2 separate regions of the Homo sapiens genome follow, and region 2 is linked to region 1. A link is a loop called in an ENCODE intact Hi-C map of the cell type or tissue named here. Cell type or tissue: GM12878. All regions are shown on one strand.

Region 1 (2,500 bases):
GCATCACTGGGAGCACCTACACCTGGCCTCCTCTATGTGACTTTGACTTCACACATCATGGCAGCTGGGTGTTAAGAGGGAGCATCCCAAGAGTGTGTATCTAGAAAAGTTCAGACAAGAAATTTCTAGGCTTCCTATGACCTGAATTCCAAGTGACACAGTATCACCCTGGCCACTCTCTATTAATCAAGAGCAAGTCACAGGCCCAGCCCAGATTTTAGCAAAGGGAACTCCTAAAGGCATGCATAATAGGAATGGCTGGTAGCATAAAGGAACGTCTTTGGCTACTGGCATCACAGACTTTTTATTTTATTTTATTTTAAGCTCTGGAGTAGATGTGCAGAATGTGCAAGTTTTTTACATAGGTAAATGTATGCCATAGTGGTTTGCTGCACCTACAAACCCATCACCTAGGTATTAAGCCCAGCATGCATTAGCTATTTTTCCTAACGCTTTTATACTGTTGGTGGGAATATAAATTAGTTCAACCACTGTGGAAGACAGTGTGGTGATTCCTCAAAGATTTAGAACAGGAAATACCATTTGATGCAGCAATTCCATTACTGGGTATATACCTAAATGATTATAAAGATACATTTTATTATAAAGATACATGCACATGTATGTTCAATAAATGCAGCACCATTCACAACAGCAAAAACACGGAATCAACCCAAATGTCCATCAGTGATAGACTGGATAAAGAAAATGTGGTACATATAACCTATGGAATACTATGCAGCCATCAAAAGGAAAGAGACCATGTCCTTTGCAGGGACATGGATGAATTTGGAAGCTATTATCTTCAGCAAACTAACACAGACTTCTTACATGGTGGCTTGCTTTCTAGAAGCAGGACTCTAAGAAGACAAAAGCACAAGCTGCAGATATCTTAAGGTCTGGCTCCTAAAGCCACACAGCATCACTTCCACTGCATTCTACTAGACGTCCGGTCAGATATATTCAAGGGAAGGAAAGATAGACCTCACCACTCCAGAGGAAGAGTGGCAAATTTTTAATCCTTGACATCCTGCTAAAACGATTATATATTAGGTCTGGGAAAAATCACAGATATTTCAGGCATTCTCATATAAGTTCTTTAATTGAAATAAAAATTGACATATGATAAAATATATGTATTTTTCTATTAAAAACACTAATACTGACCTAAGCCCCTAGGTCTTCTTCATAAAAGATTCCTGGCCACTAGAAATTTTCTGAGTAGATTTTCCAAGTTTTGATTTTGAAGAACTGGGGACCTAATAAACAGAAAATCATTTTGAACTCTCTGCTAATGAACACATAGAATATGACATTTTATTTGCCTTTCAATATATTGAGCAAATGCCTCAACTAATCATGTTAGCAGTAAACATCCTATAAGTAAAATGAACATGAGTATGAACTAAACAATTCTGAACTGATCTCTGTCCTTAGAAATATAAGATTTAAGTTTTCATGATTTTTACCCAGGTACATTTTTTTCTATTCATACTCTTTAATAAGACTGTTTAACACTTCTAAAATAAACTAAAATATCCTCTGTAACGTAAAATCTCACAGAACCTGAAAACTATACCTCTAGTAGGGTTTTTTTTTCTCTACAGGTATGCAAAACACATATTTTCTGAAACAAAGTGAATGGATGGGGGCATGAAGTCAGATGACAGGTAGTCATAAAATCAGATTCATTGTTAACATATTTGTTGAACATATTACTAAGTACTGAATGTTTTGTTAAAAGTTAGAAATAAAATCAGAATACAATCTGCCATTTTATTATAATTTTATTGTGATTTTATTTTTATATTTAATATTTTTAATCCATCTATAATATATATCTACAAGTATGAAAATATGTAACTTTCACTTCTAATTTGAAACATTACCATTATTGGCTCAATAGTTATAAAATAGGACTGATTCTGAGCTTCATGATTCTACTCCAGTATTCTCTGTTTTCTTTCACTCTTTCAATCACTGTAGCTTTAAAACATGTTTCTGCTTGATTTTTTATCACTTTAATATGTTGTTGTCATTTTAATATGTAATATAATAATAGAGGGCACTATTGTTAAAATTTGAGCTTTGAGGTCAGCCTGTCTGGATTTAGATCTAGGCCCCATCAGTTACCTGTGTAACCTTCGAGCAGTTACTTCATCTTTCCTTATCTGAGTTTAATCATATAAAAAGTGGTAATTATAATAATATTCATACCCAATAATTTAATAAAAATGTGTTTGCATTGATTAGAAAATGGTAGGTGCTGTAAAAATGTAACCAAAAATAGCCTAATACAGTTGAAGTTTATTTTTGGTTCCTATGAGGTCAATCGGTATTTGATTTGGTATGATACCATTCTACAGGATTATTCAGGCTGTACTCTTCAGGGAAATGGGAGAGAACTAAGATGATCTTGGGCGAGAGGATTTACACACTAGATCTTACAGTGACGCTTATCATCCCACTCACCTCTCATTGGATAGAATGTGATCATTTG
Region 2 (2,500 bases), 610 kb before region 1:
CATATCTTCACATTTTCAGCGTTTCACTGTTTTCAAAGCATTGTATTTATATAGCCTCAGTTCTTCACAAGGGTGCTCAGCTTTATTTTGAGCAAATCTTATGTCCATTGTATGGATGAGAGAATAGAGGTTCTGTGACTGTAAGTGGCACATTCCTCATTGTATAACAAGTGCTAGGAGTTAGGCATTTTATTTTTCATTCTACTCTGTTAATGCTGAAGAGAGTCCAACAACTGTCCATTTCCTGCACCCAACTCACAAATCGGTTTGTTCACTTTCCTCTTCAACTCATGCTTACAAGAATAAATGGGCTCAAGAAAACCATCTCTTGCTTAAAAAGGAGAAACAGTGTCCTGAAAGGCACAAATATCTGAGCACAAAGGAGGGTGGGACTGTTAGTTTCTACAACCAAGATCCCGACGCTTATATCCAAATTAAAGGTCTGTGAACTTGAACGGGGCTGGCTAATGTTTTTCTTTCCTACCAGGTTTGCTGAGCTTATAAATATCAATTATATGGTTGAGTAAATTACAGGGATGTTGAACTTTTAATTGTTGTAGCACCTTAAATTGTCTATATAGTAATAATAAGGAGATTGTGAAAATCTGCTGAAGGAAATCTCACACATATTTATAGATAATTAATACAGTGAGTGGAAACTGGAAATCAGCACTGAATGTTTTAAAGCAGTAATTTAAAAATGCATTATGGCAACACATTAAGTTAGCAGTTATTCAACAAGGAAATGTGAAGATTATTAAGCTAATTAAAGGTAATAAAAACAAGTTAAGGTAGTTCTGCATATAACTTTGAAATTAAAAAGAAAATTCTTCAGTCTTACTACTTCTAAGAAGGGCAAGTCATGGATGGCAATTAATATATTGATAAGTTACCGGATTTTAATGTAATAAGAGGAGGTTTCTGTATAAATATATATACCCTGGAGAAGTACAAAAAAGTACAAGGAACTGTTTCTGCATAACCCCAGACCCCTTAGCAGGCTCCTGTGAGCACACGTGCATTTTCTCTTTCTCAGGGAGGGATGAGTGATTGTCATTTCAGGAACTTGATCTTGAAAAACTTTCTCCAGTACAGTCTATCTGATCCCACTGAGCTTTCAGATCCTGTGCCTCTCTCCTGATCTTTGGGCTCCCTTCCACTTCAAGTTATGTGACAGCGATTTGGGGGATGGTTTCTTAACGCTTTTCCACATTTAGATCTTGTTCTCTGCATGAAACCACTATTGACATAAAATGAAGCTGCACAGTGTAAGCAGGAAGCTGAAATTGTTGGCAAGGTCGGAAATAGATGCCACTTTGTGGTAGATGTTTCAGTTCAGTGTGTCCAGGGTGTAGGCTTATAAATTTCTTTAGGGAAAAATAATGAAAAAGGAAAGGAGAAAAATGTCAAAGGTAATAGAGAGTAAAAATCACATTCATCATGTACAATAGAATAACACGTTTATGTCCAGTCTTTTGTTGTTTTGTTTACCAATTATTGGGGACAAAGGAGGGGAATGAAACGGCCAGACTTTAAATGAACCATACCTGTGTCTGCCAGTGCAATTAAGCAGATTATTAAATGCCAGTGGAGGAAATCTTGGGGGTGTTTATTGTAGCAAAGGACTGCAATTTCAAATTAAAGCAGGCTCATGATTCTTAATTCTGGTAGAGGGCCCCTGTAAAATTTACCACTGAGCAAATTGGGGTGTGCACAGTTAAATGGGGGCAGAGGGTGAAGCTTATCAAGGAGAGAATTGTCCCGCTTATTAGAGAAATGGAGATCATTTGGATACAAATGAGTAAGGAATCAGAAAAAGTGTTATCAAGAAGAGTTCCAATTTGTCTGTAATCCTACACAATTACAAAAAGAATAGGTGATAGGTGAATAGGTAAATGTTGGGTTTTAAACTCCAAGATAATTTGACTATTTTACTTCAGTAGATTTCTATAGAACACTTTATAAACTCAGTCTTTCCTAAAAAATCAGGGCAGGGTGGTCATCTTCAAGAGGCATGTTTTTCAACACTTAAGGGAACAGTTTTAACACTGCAAGTTATCTGGCAGATGATTATGCAAATTGTATCTAAGATTTCTATAACCTTTGTGCTGAGAGTCTAAATAGAAGAGTTTCTTTAACAAGGTAGCACACTTTTATCAGCAAGGTCACACCAGGAATTTTAGGGGGACAACTAAAAAATGACTTCCGCGAGCAAGAGGGATCCTTTTTGGTCATCAGGATGAATTGTTTGAAAGCTTCAAAGCAGCCATGGTTCTCATTACTGGAGCCTGACTTTATAAGAAGTGCCTTTTTTCAATTATTTTCACTTTTCATTAGAAGTTTTTGCAGCTGTTGCTCACCTCATTAAGTTCACTAAGATGCTAGGCATTTAATTTTCATGTTGTAATTTGTAGTAAGTTGTTTGACATTAAAGCTAGTTTTCTGAGTCTATAATTTCTGCAGTTTTTTTGCTGCCCTTCTCCTGTAGTAACCAGTTACC

The links. Hi-C counts contacts between places; a loop is a spot of excess contacts. Peaks named below come from ENCODE experiments on the same cell type or tissue, not always from the same donor. Only the 100,000 strongest peaks of a DNase experiment are listed, where the experiment ranks them.
Region 2: it touches region 1 in a loop (3.0-fold over the local background); 3 of 110 quality-filtered maps call a loop at or near these places.

What each region holds. Positions count from the first base shown.
Region 1 is chr2:220,691,523-220,694,022 of GRCh38, reverse strand. No RefSeq gene overlaps it. Among named protein-coding and RNA genes, the nearest start is that of MIR4268, 790 kb to the right of the region's middle. In GM12878, no CTCF peak of the experiment used is centred here; no DNase peak of the experiment used is centred here.
Region 2 is chr2:221,298,439-221,300,938 of GRCh38, reverse strand. No RefSeq gene overlaps it. Among named protein-coding and RNA genes, the nearest start is that of EPHA4, 270 kb to the left of the region's middle. In GM12878, no CTCF peak of the experiment used is centred here; a DNase peak (open chromatin) is centred at 1,204.